2 separate regions of the Homo sapiens genome follow, and region 1 is linked to region 2. The links are chromatin contacts, found by Hi-C or POLR2A ChIA-PET in ENCODE. All regions are on one chromosome and are shown on one strand. The core of a region is the stretch at or near the end of the contact, and the rest is flanking DNA. Distances in the headings are between cores, read along the strand shown.

Region 1 (7,145 bases), core at 1,074-3,573, 63 kb after region 2:
TATTATGAGTAAGGTTAAGCATCTTCTTTTAATAAATTTCCTCTCCTGCGAACTGCTGTTCTCATCCTTTGCTCATTTTTCTTGTAGGTTTTTGATATCAATTTCTAGGAACTCTTATAAATTAGGAGGATGTAGCTCTTATCTGTGATGAGTTACACATGTCCAGGTTATCATTTGTCATTTGGTTTTGCCTGTAGTGATATTCCCACACCGATGCTTTTGATTGAATTGACCAGTCTTTTCCTTATAGATTTTGGATTTTGAGTTATTGAAAGCCCTAACCCCCCTCCTTACTTATAAGGGACTTTTCTTTTAGTATTTTATGGATTTATTTTTACATTTAAACCATTGATCCTTTTGAAATTTATCCTGGCATTGATTTGAGGTGTGAATCCAATTTTTTTTTTTTTTCTACAGAGCTATCCAGTTGTCCCAGCATCACTAATTGAGTTGTCCCCTTTCCTCCCCTGGTTGAGGTGCCTTATTTCTGAACACTAAATCCCTATATGAATGTGTGCCTGTTCACACGCCAGTCTTTTAACTGTTGAGACTGGATAATAGGTTTTAGTGTTTGGCAGGACTGGGCCTCCTTGATCTTCTTCAGAGTTTTCTTGGCTAGTCTTGTCTATTTTTTCACATAAATTTTAGAATAAGCTTGTAGTGTTAAAAAAGGAGCTTATTTGTATTTTTATTGGATTTTCCTTAAATTATAAATTTACTTAGAGAAGACTGATAGGAAGGCTTTTCTATTTGCTGAGGGTTTTCTGGTTCTTCAAAACGTATTCAGGTTTCCTTGAAATGGCCCTGCACGTTTCTTGTTAGGTGTGTCACCTGATTTGTTACCATGATAAATGCAGCCTTTCTTTCACTACATTTTCTCACCACTTATTTCTGCTCATTTTCGGAGTTACTATGTGACTGCCCCACCAGATAGTAAACCATGAGGTTTCCAATCACTGTGACATCCTAGTGCCTAGCCACCGTGTCTGGCAAGCCAGCGGGTGCTGGTGGATGGTAAGTGCATGAGAAACTCCTGAAGGGGGTGGTAATCAGACAGCAAAGCCACTTCCCCTGCCAGGGGCAGATGTCCCCCCAAAGCTTATGCTGCTAATCTGCCAGTGGGGACCCAGAGCTATTTATCTCCCTCTTTCCTCCTTTCCTCCCACATTTGCTGATCCCTGACAATGTGGCAAGCCCTGAACTCCAGATCAGGTCCCACCCTCCCCAGCCAGGTTAAGGTATGAACTCAGGCTTGGAAACTAGTACCAATTCTGGCTGTGCCTGAAATCGGCTGTCTGATGCTGGGCAAATGCCTGCACCTCCCTGACCCTCAGTCCCTTGCCTGTTAAAATAAGGGCAATAATAATTAATGCCTACTTTATACGGATACTGTAAAGATTAATTTTATGGTGAATGTAAATGGCTTAGCACAGGGCCTGGCACATAAGCTATGCTCAGTAAGTGCCAGCTGTTACTGCTGTTGCTGTGGCAGAAGGCAGGAAGGTTTGGAGGCCCCACGGTACCACCCCAGTGTTGCTCGCATGGGAGTGATGCCTAAGGTTCCCTGGGCAAGGCCTCTTGAGTGGGCTGATGGGCTCCCTGACTTAGATCTAGTTTGAATTTTCCTTGGATGCACCTCTTATCATCCGGGGTCTCAGTTTTCTTTCTTTCCTTCTTTGGTGTTTAAGCTGAGATCCTGTCACTGTCCTAACCTCTTTGTAGGGCTGGGGAGGATCAGAAGGATGATGGAGAAGGTAGTCACAGAAAATAAAATTATGATGCAGGGTAAATCTGGTTTTAGTATCTGACAAAATGGACATTAGCCACACTTTTGAGGGGCTAGCATCCAGATAACATGTGTTCTGTGTTCTGTAGGGCCTGCTGACCCAAGTCCCTTACAGTGTTTAATTGGCACCTTCTCATTAACTCTGAGCTTGTTGAGAGCAGTGTGTGCTCTCTCACAGGCCATCTGGATCCTGCTCCAGACTGTGTCTCCAACCAGCTGTGTGTTCCTGGGCGAGTCACGTCTCCACTACCAGCATTCTGTTCCTCATCTGTAAAATTAGAGAGCTGGACACGAATGATCTCAATGGCCTGCCTCTCCATGCCCTAATGTTCTGTGATTCCAATGTAGATAGATCTGGGCTTTATTGGCCAAGCACGCTATGGCGATCTCTTGAGGAGAGGGATGTTTGGCGCAATTGCAGTTGTTAAAATAGAACAGGCTTCTGAATTGTGGCCAGAACATAATGAATCCCATTTCTGTGAAACGATGATGACGGAACCAGTCATGTAGTGGGGTTGTTGACGTGGCTGGCCCATTTGGCCCCATATCCTCTGCAGCAAATATAAATGTGAAACTCTGGCAAAGTAGTTTAATGTGGCGCCTGAGGAACTTCCGAGCAAAGCCAGGTGTGTGAGTCACTGAGTTGGTTTCACATTCTCCCGGCTGATGGGACTAAGGCTCAAGTTTATACTTGTCTTGGCTCAATGGGTGGGACTTTCTTCCAGATACCTGTCCAGGTTCTAGACTGTCGGAGTCAGAAGGGGTGTTTGGGACCACTTAGTCAAAGGCCCCACTTCATAGATGGGGACCCCAATGGTTGGAGAAGGAGAAGAGCTTGCTCAGGACTTGACGCTGGTGAACAGAGATCATGACGGCGTCTGCACCCTTCTTGACTTCTCTATGACCGGGGTTACCCTCACCTAGTGGCTCCCACCTGCCCCTGTAGGACTGGCAGCTTCCCTCTTTGCAGGTTTCCCTGTGAGCCTGGCTGGTTCCCTGCCTCGGAAGATGTGTTGGGCACTCTCTCCACCCTAGTCATCAGGGACTTTGTCTGACGGGCTAAGGAGTTTGGCCTTTATTCCAAGGGTCAAGAGGGAACAATCAAAGGTGGATTGTGTACATAAGGCATTTACTGAGCCCCATATACTGGCAGCAGTGGTAGGAGGGGATGTGGGGGAAAGAGGAGGAAATACAAAAGGCCCTGCTCTTAAGCAATGCACATCTTCCTGAATTTCCCAGAAGGTTCTGAGCAGGGGAGTGAACTGATGGGATGTGTTTCAGGAGGAAATGGAGAGAAAGTAGATGGAGGTAGGGGGAGGCTGTCCTAGCAGCCCAGCCAAAGATGGTGGGGCCTGAAGCAGGGGTGTGCAAAAGGAATGGAGGGGCTTTTGTTTTATAGATAGAGTCACAGGAATCGGTCACTGAGTGGACCTGGAGGTGGATGACAGTGAGGAGGAGGGGAGTTGATGATGATACCCAGGGCTTTGACGAGCCCACGACTGCTTGTGACTGCCCAGGTGTCACAGGAGCAGGGTGGCTGCTGCCATGTGTCCTAGTGTCCTGCACAGCCTTCATGAGGTGCTGGTGCCTATGGCTCTGTCCTGGGTTCTCTCAGCCCACGGTCTTTGTTCTCCCTTTGCGCTGCCACCTTTGGAGAGCTAGAGTGACTGGGGGAGGCCTTCATGCCAAGGAGCTGGCACATCGGGGAACTCATGGGAGATCATCTCTGCACATGTTTCATCACCACTTTTGACCTAGGAAATGCCTTAGAGATGATCTCGTCTTTAGTGAGCAAGCAAAGACCAGAGAGGAGGGGACTTGCCCACGTTCCCACGGAGGGTTTGTGGTCGTGGCCCAGATCTTCCCACTCTCAAACCCGACCTTGCACTCACTAGATCCTGTCTGGGGGCAAAGGAGCCTGGAGGTACAAAAGGATAAAAGGTATAGCCCTTTCTCCTGAGGAGTTTAGAGTTTAATTGAAGGGACAAGAAGAAATAGGAAGCCACTAGGATGCAGAATGACAACCAGGTAGATAACACATGAGAAGTAAGTTTCAGAACTGGGCGTTCAGAGCAGGCCCTTGTACCTGAGACTTCCTGGAAGATCTGGGTCTTCCTAGAAGAGATGTTAGGCCCAGAAGGTGAGAAAAGAATGGGAAAGGAAGATCGAGACAGCAGAGGGACCTGCATGTGCAAAGGTGCACAGGTAGGAACTGGGCATTCCTGGAGCTATCGGGCCACCTCCCAGGTATTCCATTGCTGGATCTTCCGGGAACGTGGGTCCTTTGTGGATGCCTGCAGCTCTGTGAATAGTGCACGGTGATGGAGTCACCTAAAGGGGCTGGGAGGTGTTTTCCAGGCCCAGTTCCTCTCGCCACAGGAGCATCCCCAGCGTCCTGGAAAGGGACAGACATCGAGGCCTCTCTGAGCGGGACCTGTGTCCTGTAGCCTCACTCTGCATTCCTCACCTGGCAGGCCCCCAGTCGGGCAGCAGGTCCCCAGCTGCAGGACCTGGTTTGGGGTTTGGGAGTTATGTACTTGCCTCGTGAAGGTCTGGAGGTTTGTCACTGAGGGCTGAGGCGGGAGTGGCCAGTGCAGAAGGCAGAAAGTGTGGTTCCTGCTGGATGGAGTCACCCAGCTCAACCGAGGAGCCCAGGGAAGGCCAGTACCCACAGCCCAGGTCCTGGCCCACCCATTCCTCAGCTGAGCTGGCTCTCTAGGCTATCCCTGTGCCCCAGGGCACGATAAGAGCAGAGTCTTCCCAGACTAAGACTTTGGCCAAGGTTTGCCATAAAAGAGCCTGACTCTGGCCTTTCTCTTGGCACTCTGGTCACTAACAGGTTAAACCTTTCATTCAGCGTCAGTACCAGGTCCCATCCCTGGGAACCTAGAAGGGTGGCAGCCCAACGACCAACCCAAGGAAAGGGCACTGCCAGCTACGGAGAGGGGAGCTCAGAGGGGAAGGGGACCCGAGGGCCCGCCTGGCCTGGCCAGGACAGAAACCGAAGGGTTAACAGAAGCCGCAGGGCTGATAAAATGCCCCAAATTCCTGGTCCTGCCTTCAATGGGGAGGGCGTCTGGCAAATGTCAACGATAAAAAATACATTTTAATGGCACATGATGCAGCTGCTACCGTGGGGCGCAGCCAAATGAAGCAGGTTTGGAGCAGCAACTACTGTGAGCGGCCCCCGGGGGCTCTGGCAGCCGCGCCTCCAGGGCGCTTTGCTAAGCTTTGTCCAGCCGCGGCAACCCGCCTCCCCCAGCCCACGGCATCCTCAAGGGCCCTTGGGATCGGGGGCCTCTTGCCTTCTATGGCACTATTTTGGAAACTGTGCCGTCTCCTACCTTGGCACCTTGAACGCTTGAAGAGCTTCTCTGAGGGCTGGGAGCGGCCTTAGGCAGGTCTGAAGGCAGGATACATTTGGGTCTCCCCAGCACACCGTCAGCAGGCCTCTGTGAACGTTGAGAAATGCATAAACAAGGCTAGGTGCGGAGGCTCACGCCTGTAATCCCAGCACTTTGGGAGGCCAAGGTGGGCGGATCACTGGAGGTCAGGAGTTCGAGACCAGCCTGACCAACATGGTGAAACCCTGTCTCTTCTAAAAATATAAAAATTAGCTGGGAATGATGGAGCACACCTGTAATTTCAGCTACTTGGGAGGCTGAGGTACGAGAATCGCTTGAACCCAGGAAGTAGAGGTTGCAGTGAGCCAAGATTGCGGCACTGCAGTCCAGCCTGGGCAACAAGAGTGAGATTCCATCTCAAAAAAAAAAAAAAAAAAGAAAAAGAAAAAGAAAGAAAGAAAGGAAAGAAAAGAAATGCATGAACAAATGAGCAATGTGACAAAAAAAGTTACAGTGGGACATTTTCCTCAGCTTTTTCCCTCTCTCTCATCCTGCAAAACCCAAGTATTTCTAGAAGAGGCAGGTCATGTGTAAGAAGGGTATTGAGAAGAGGTGAGGCTGGAGGGGGACCCCTGAGGGAGGGAGGTTACATGTTATGATCCCATTTACAAATGTGGAAACTGAGGCACAGAGAAGCCCAGTGACTTGTCTGAGATCAAACAGTGACTCGGTGGCACCCTGGACTTTTGCTGACAGCTCACAATTCCACCTGCTACACTGTGCTGAGTTCACAGTGGGCTTTGACAGTGTTAAGGGCTGACTCAAGTTCTCCATTACCACAGTGAATCAACTGGTCACATCAAGGAGGGCCTGGAGCTGGGCATTAGTGCTGGTGCAGAGAGGCTAAGTAGGGCTGGGGTGGGGAGAGTTTGGGGCCCAGGGGCCTGGTTCTTCACTTGGGAGCTCCAGTCCTGGTCGGTAGGCCCCGGATCCTGGGCTTTGAGGAGAATGAGAAAAACCAGGCCAGGGCCAGAAGAATGAGGTCAAGGGCCTGGGGCTTGCGGATGGGGACCTGGAGCTCAGCATGAGACCCTTCTCTTCCAGATCATCCTCAACTCTATGCACAAGTACCAGCCGCGGCTCCACATCGTTAAGGCTGATGAGAACAATGCTTTCGGCTCCAAAAACACTGCTTTCTGCACCCACGTGTTCCCAGAGACCTCCTTCATCTCTGTGACCTCCTACCAGAATCACAAGGTACAGCCACTGCCCCACTGCCCCACAGCCCCACTTAACACCACCCTGCGTTCTCTTCCACCAGGCAGAGAGGCAGAGTGTGAAGCCAGAGTCCCAGCAGGGCTTGGGCAGGCCCAGTGCAGGGACCTCAGAAGCCTAGAGTCCCTCGGAGCCGCGAGCAAATCGAATGATGAACAGAAAAGGACCCTAGATATGTCCATCTCCAGCACAGAGGAATTACGGTCTCTGTGTTTTGGGGAATGGAGAAAATTGGCAACTGTAAAAACCAGGAGCTTGGAGTCTGCCTTGTGGTTTGAGCATTGGGCCCTTTCATTCCACAATGTTCTTTCTCCTGGTTCATCTCCTGGTGCCTTCAGAGACAGGGGTAGGGAATGGGGATAGGAGCCCTGGGGTGCTGTCAGCTGGGGTGTGGAAGCAGAGCCTGAGCGGAGGCCCTTCCCAGGCTGTGATAGGAGGTGCCCCAGCCACCTCCCACACTCACTACTGCCCTCCCCAGCCCGGCCACCCCCACTGCATCCCAGTCACTGACAGCCGTGCTCTGCCGCCCGTCTGCTTTCCACAGTATGCACACAGGGACTGGCAAGGTGGGCAGGGGTCACTGGGGAAGGGCCGTGGCTGTGGTGGATTTTAGGCAGAAGAGTGACAGAGTCGGAACTGCATCTAGAACGGTCACTCAGAGCCTGATGTAGTTGCACAGACTCAGGCAGCAGGCCCGGGATGCTCACTGGGAAGATGTTACAGGTCCCCAGGAGAGACCC
Region 2 (6,607 bases), core at 3,006-5,505:
CCTGTAGAACTTTCAGGCCAGTTTATGAACTGGTTGGCACCCGTGTCCTCCTCCTGGCCCAGGCAGGAGAACCATGAGCAGGCAGAAGGAGACTTTGCAAAGTGCCTTCCCCAGCATGTGTGCCCTCTGCCCTTCAGAGCCTGCAGATAGGAGGGGTGGCGAGGACACTGTTCTCAATGAGCAGAACCTCCAAGACACCCAAAGCTGCCTGTTTGCCACCTGGCCCTATGCCTGCCCCGTTTTCTCCCTCAAGGCCTTCACCCGTGCTAGGGCAGTCACCTGGAATGTCCTTTCCATTACCCCTGCTGTAATGCCCAGCACAGAACTTGATGGCAGGCCTTTGCATGGTAGCCTGAAGCGATCTCACCCTTCTAACTGGGTTTGGCCACAGGCACACTGGCTCATGCTTACCTGTGCTGCCTGTGGTTATAGTTATGCGAATTGTGGTTTTACATCCCTAAAACAGAAGGGCACGGTGTCCAGGGGATAGCACCCAGCCCAACTTCAGAAAGACTTCAGGCAAGATGTCTAACCCTCGTCTTGTTCTGTTTCTTCCAGGGAATTCCAATGCCCACTTTCGGAGGCCTCTTCCCCTACCCCTACACCTACATGGCAGCAGCAGCCGCAGCCGCCTCGGCTTTGCCCGCCACTAGTGCTGCAGCTGCCGCCGCCGCAGCCGCCGGCTCCCTCTCCCGGAGCCCCTTCCTGGGCAGTGCCCGGCCCCGACTGCGTTTCAGCCCCTATCAGATCCCGGTCACCATCCCGCCTAGCACTAGCCTCCTCACCACCGGGCTGGCCTCTGAGGGCTCCAAGGCCGCTGGTGGAAACAGCCGGGAGCCTAGCCCCCTGCCCGAGCTGGCTCTCCGCAAAGTAGGGGCCCCATCCCGCGGTGCCCTGTCGCCCAGTGGCTCGGCCAAGGAGGCGGCCAATGAACTGCAGAGCATCCAGAGACTGGTGAGTGGGCTGGAGAGCCAGCGAGCCCTCTCCCCAGGCCGGGAGTCGCCCAAGTGAGGGGCTGCCCAGCTGCTCCCCTGCCACGCAGGCCACCCGGGCTGCCTGCCCCTGCTGCTTGGGACGTGTACAGCACAGAATGAGTATTTATTTAAATAAAGGAGAAAAGTGGGCTGCAGCAGCCGGAATAGAGCCTCGTCTGGCAAGTCGGGGCCTGGGACACTTCCCTGGGCCTCAACAAGGATCAGGCTGCTGGAAACACAGTCACTTGGGAGCTGCTGGGCTAGGTCCAGATCCGCTCCAGCGTCAAGGTGGCATCCGAAGGTGTCTCTGGTCTTCCAGCGAGGTGGGAGAGGCCTCATCCAGGGCCCAGCGGTCCCTGCAGAAGCCAGAAGGTGCAGGGGCCAGGGGTGGGAGCATCGGAGGGAGTCCCAGAGCCCTGGACCTTGGGCCTAGACCGCGTGATAAAACTGGGTTGAGGGATGCTGGAACCAGTTACGACTGAAGTCAGTGTAGACCTGAGCTGGGAGGGAACCTGTTAGTCTCCCCACCTCTTCCCTGAAGAGACAGGCACCCCTCCCAGCCGTGGTCAACGGAGGGAGTGGCACTTCTGCCTTGAGTCCCCAGGGGAAAAAAAAAAAAGATATTTATGAAATAAATGGTAATTTGTGTAAATAAGCTTTAAGGTTCCCAGAATATGCAAATTGGTATTAATTTATTCAAAGGTGTACATTGCTGTGTACATATATTTAGAGATTAACTCATACATTTAAAGTTTTTTTCATTTTACGTGAGCATCTATATTGTACAGGGCTGGGGGGGCCCTTGGCTGCGGGAGAAGGCCCAGAGCCCTGGAGGAGCCACCACCCCGCCGGCCCCTCGACCCCTCGGCCCCTCGGCCCCTCCGCCCGGGTTTGGCTCGCCCGGCCCGCGGGCTCCACCTCAGGTTTTCACTTTTCGCTCCGGAGCGAGAACGAAACGACAAAAACGCAAGAAAACAATAAAACGCTAGAAAGCGAAGTGAACGGCGCTGTGCGCTCTGTGGGTCGCGCGGGGCTGGGGCGCTGCACGCGCGCAAGGAGGGACGAGAGGCGGGGACAAAAGGCTGCGCGCCCCTCGCCCGGCGGCAGCTGCACCCCGGGGACGGCAGGGCGGCACGGCGGCAGGGCGGCTGGGGCGCTGGCGGAGCCGCGAGGCCGGGCGGCGCCGGCGCGGGACGCGGGGTGCGTCCCAGGCCGGGGCTGGACTCCCCCTGCCGGCCGCTCCCGCAGCTCCGCGCAACGGGCCTGGGCACCCACCCGGGCCGGGAGGAGAGCAGCCGAGCGGCCTGGACTCCTGGCTTCTGACTCCCTTTCCGGGAAACCACACTGGAAACCCATCTCCTTTCAATGCTTCTGGGTGGGTGGGCTGGGAGGATGGGTGTTCCTTGTCCAACCTCTCCCTTCGGAGGAGGGGTTTGGCTGTGTCCCACCCCCGTACTCCCCGCCAAATATCGCTGAGCCTAGAATTCTTTCCCCTCTCTCTGCCTCCTGAACCTCAAAGACAAACATTTCCTCCGCGTCAGGGCTGTTGGCTAGAGTGGCAAAATCTGGACTAAAAGGTCTTACTTTAACTCATCTATCTAAATCCCTCTTGGGAGAGTGGAGAGTGGGGTCAGTGGGCTATTTCCATTCCTGCCTCAGTTTCCCCTGTATAATAATGGGCTTGGCTGGGGTCTCTCCGGGGTCCAGCTGTGTCAGTCTCCATTAGGCTGGTCCTTCCCCGAGACCCACTCCTGCAAGGACAGCTGCCTCCCACCCCGCGCCGGTGAGCTCCCCCTCCTTGCCCAGCTAGCAGGTGTCTCCAGCCCCCACTTCTAGCAGTGGGAGCTGGGCGGGCACTCCTTTAGCCCTGGGTCTGGTCGGTCACCGAGCACGCCACCTCCTTCCCAGTTCTCTCCTCTTTAAGCCTTGGGGACCCTGAACGCCCTGCCCCAACAGGCTGCCCACCTTGGGCACTGCACAGGGTGGGGCTTGGGGAGGGTGCTGGCTTCCAAAACACCAGGGACGTTGAGATGGAGGAACGGTGATGGTGAAGGTGGAATGGACAGTTGGGCCCCCAGACTCCCAGGACGCCTTTGTGGGCCGATACATTTGCAAGGAGCGAGAGAGAGAGAACCAGGCCCGCCTCTTCAGGATGGTGCTGCCCCCAGGCCACGCCGAATGCGGCTGGAGCAGGGAGGGGACTCAGCCAGTGCACGAGTGGGAGGTTGCAGTAGAACGTATCCCAACCCCAGAGGGTGGGTTCTGGCTTCCCTGCCTCAGACCTGCGGGCAGGTCCGGGAACCCGACAGGGACAGAGAAGCCCGTTTTCCAGCCTAAATAGAAGCTCGTGGGCAGCGCGTTTGCTGGAGGTCGCTTTGGGCTGAAACGCCTCTCATACTCCTAGAGGAGCGGCGCGTTTGCGTCCCGCGGCTTCTCACTTTCAGCAGGACATTAGGAGGGAGACGAGAGTCGGCTGCGCGCCCGCGGCGGCCTACGTACAGGGCTGCGGACACCAGGGGGCAGCACCGACTTAGGGTCGCGGGAGGGGTGCGGGTGCGGGCATGGGCGCGGGGGAGGCGGGTGCCTGCGAAGGCCGGGCGGGGCGGCCTAGTCGCGGCCGTTTTTAGGCCGCGTCGTTGCTGCAGCAACCCGGGTGGGGTGGGGTGGGACTCCAGGGCCTCGAGATCCCCCACACCACTTTCGCCGCCACCTCCCGCCGCACATGTCCCCTCCGAGTCGCCCACCCGGCGCTCCGCGGGGCCCCAGCTGGTAGCCTGAGTGCGACTGCGGGAACCCGCGGCCGGCGGCTGGGCCTTGTCCCAGACAAAGGCTAGGCCACTCCCATGTCCAATTAAGCCACCCTCCTCCCCGGCCTCCCAGCCCTCATTGTCCCCGGGGTCGCCAATTAGCCTAGGCGCCCGGCGTACCCGCCGCTCCGGTGCCGCAAGGCCTCCTTAACCCTTCAGGGCCTGGCCCGGGGTCCTTGGACGGCAGAGCCGCCGGCACACGCGTGGCAGGAGGGCCAGTGCTGGGACGATGGCGATACCTGCTGGCGGCCTAGCCTGTCGCCTCGGGCTCTCGCGTGTGGGGCGTGTGAGGTCTAAGAGGGAATTGTGCGTGTCGGTGTGGGGTGGCGCGTGCGATTCCCGGAGGAACTCGGAGATGGAGGGTGTGAGTGCAGGGGCTCCGAGAGACCCCTAGCGGCTAAGCCGCCCGGATCCCAAGGCCCAGGGGACCTCATTTCCTCTCGGGTTAATCGGAATCTTCCGAGCCCTCAAGCCCTTCCTCCTCCACTCCCCCGCCGCTGCTGTGGAGAACCGGAGCCACCGGTATGGCCTGGCCCTGCCCTCCCGAAGGCCGCAGCTCCCGGGCCCGCCTCCCCAGCTGACCGCGAACTCCTGCGTGGGGTGCTCCTGGGGCGGGAGGGGCGCGCTCAGCCTCGCTCTCCCCGGGACTCTCACGCTCAAGCGCCCCGGCTTGAGGCCGGGACCCCCTATTTCCCGGTTATGGGACGGCCCCTTGAGGGACAGCCTCTACGAGCCCTGGATTTATACCCCGAGCCTGCCTTCCTCCGCTCTGGGAAGGACCCAAAATCCAGTCCCGCTTCCTCCCCCTCCTTCGCTGTCCTTGGCCCCGAGGTGCGGAGCACCGGCGGTCAGGCGGGATCCCGCAGGAGGCCGAGCGCTCCCTGCTCGCAGGACAGGGCGGCAGCGGAGGGAGCCCCCGCCCTCTTGGGAGGAAGCCCGAGCTCCGGGTCTCCTGGGCACCCTCCCGGGAGCGCCTTCGGGGTGGAGGCTGGTTGCCGGGCGCTGAACGTGTCCGAGCACGCCCGGGGCGGTTTTGCACTTGGACTTCCTTTTGGGCTCTCCGGAGGCGCATATCTGTTCCTCCTATTGGATGGGGCCGGGGACCCCAAACCCACTCCGGAAGCACCGATTTCCAGCGCTGACGGCCGCGCCTGGTTTCCCAGCGAGTCCTCTTGGCAGCTCCCGCAGCTCCCCGCCGGGAGCACGAGTGGGAGCGAACCCAGAGCCCGCCCAGGCCTCGGGCCTCGGCAACTCCTCACAGGTCCACGAGATGGCGCTGCAGGCCAGGGCCCGGGCCGCGGCCTCACAGCCCGCCTCGGGCGAGAGCGGGAGATAGACTGCGGACCCCGGCAAGCGGGGCACGGAGGCACAGCCACCGACACAGGCAGAGCCGGGTCCGGAGCCCGGCACAGGCCGCCGAGGGACCGAGGGACTCCGGGGCTGCGGACACACTGAGCGGAGGGCTTGAGGCTCGGGGTGGGGCCTTCTCCCCTGCTGCCAGAACCGCCCGGCAGCGCCAGCTCGGCGACCTTCCAGGCTGCTGCAGACCCCAGCTTGTCCTCTTCTGCGCGCCCGCGGGGCTGGGCCCTCGCGTTCTCTCTGCGGGAAGTGAGCCGCCGGCCTCCGGCCTCCTGGGCCCCTCCGAAGGGGGCTGTGGCTGGCATCCGCAGCGCGCGGGGCGCACGGCCCTAGGAGCGCGGGGCCCACTCGACGGTGAGGACTTACGGGCGGGATAGGGGAAGGATCGGCGGGGATCCAGCGCTCCTCCAGCGGAGAGGGCCCCCTCGGCTCCGACCCGCCCTCCTCACCACCCTCATCCGGCTCTTCAGGGCGGGGTCTTCAGGGTCGAGGGCAGGATGTGCCCTGTGGAGCTGCTCACCTAAGTTCCTGCCTCCATAGGGGAGGCTTTGGGCTGCGTTATTCCAGCGGGAGGTGGTGGGGACTGGGGAGGGCCCAGGGGTCAGCCTGAGAATCTCGCCCTTGGATTAAAAGCCACCAATGCTCTGGGTCAAGTCTCAATGGGAGGCTGGGGATGTAAGACCCGTTGGCTGGGGAATGCCAGAGTTGGAGGGGGTGGGGCTTAGAAGCCTGTTTCCAGCTGACCTTTTATGTCCCCAGATGAGCTCTGGCACCCTCAGAGATTAACCCTACACACGTTTCCTAAGGGCACACGGCTAGAAAGCAGCCCAGTTAACACCAGTCGAGGGTCATTTCCACTGCAATACAGTCACCGGCTGGGTGATGGGACCCAGGCCAGATGTCGTCCCTGCACTAGGCTCTCAGCTCTTTTCTCTTTCAAAGTACAGTGTAGCAGAGAATAGGACCAAATCTTTGGTGATTTAATAATTATCTACATGCTCATCTATGGCTGAAGCAGCTGCTTGGTAGGAAAACTGGACAGGAGATAGATAGGTACAAGGTCGAACTCTGCCTCTAGAGCTGTGAGTGCTCTTTGAAAATGTGACTTTATTCTCTGGGCTGCAGAAGCCTCATCTGCAAAATAAGTAGTTTGGACTAAAATCCAGTTGATCTGCGAATGGCCAGTTGACCTGGGTCCAGTTTCCCCCCCGTCCCGCCCCCAGCCTCAACTGCTTCAGAGAAGAGCCATGTTCCCATTTAATGCTTGAGGAACCTGAGCCAGAGGGATAGGTGGAGTCACAGACCTTGAGGACCTTGGCCAAGATTCTTGGGGTGGGGGACTGGGTTGGTGGCCTGGATGAATTCCCAATTAGGAAATTACATTCTAAGTCCCGGCTGCCTCCATTCCCTGTGGGGTGCGATTGTCAGTCACAGCTTGGCCTTCTACCTCGAGCAAGCTGCTTTTGG

Evidence for each region. A loop is a pair of places that touch in the nucleus more often than their neighbours do. ChIA-PET counts read pairs that join two places held with the same protein, here RNA polymerase II (POLR2A). Pooled maps may share reads with other maps.
Region 1: a loop to region 2 is called in a map of Right ventricle myocardium inferior, with 3 times the contacts of the local background. The contact joins the enhancer-like site here to the promoter of LINC02875 in region 2. A Hi-C loop is called at or near these places in 7 of 168 maps with a recorded cell type or tissue (Caco-2, HepG2, Right ventricle myocardium inferior and 4 more), 3 of 37 single-sample maps with no recorded cell type and 4 of 50 pooled maps. POLR2A ChIA-PET finds 5 or more read pairs at or near these places in 7 of 52 experiments (CD4-positive, alpha-beta T cell, Caco-2, H1 and 4 more).

The regions. Positions count from the first base shown.
Region 1 is chr17:61,472,393-61,479,537 of GRCh38, forward strand. TBX4 (T-box transcription factor 4) reads left to right here. Exons shown (of 9, transcript NM_001321120.2): 6 at 6,235-6,387. Among named protein-coding and RNA genes, the nearest start is that of TBX4, 24 kb to the left of the region's middle. RefSeq lists enhancers at 4,125-4,827, 4,828-5,528. Within about 2 kb of position 2,324, at least 2 of the 41 ENCODE cell types and tissues checked have a DNase peak (open chromatin) inside an H3K27ac peak, as active enhancers do.
Region 2 is chr17:61,407,496-61,414,102 of GRCh38, forward strand. It overlaps LINC02875 (long intergenic non-protein coding RNA 2875), which reads left to right and starts at 4,256. Exons shown (of 1, transcript NR_160788.1): 1 at 4,256-5,785. TBX2 (T-box transcription factor 2) reads left to right here. Exons shown (of 7, transcript NM_005994.4): 7 at 559-1,971. The coding sequence ends at 1,011. RefSeq lists silencers at 1,993-2,052, 2,063-2,112, 3,433-3,602, 5,123-5,182, 5,203-5,262 and 1 more and an enhancer at 2,971-3,553.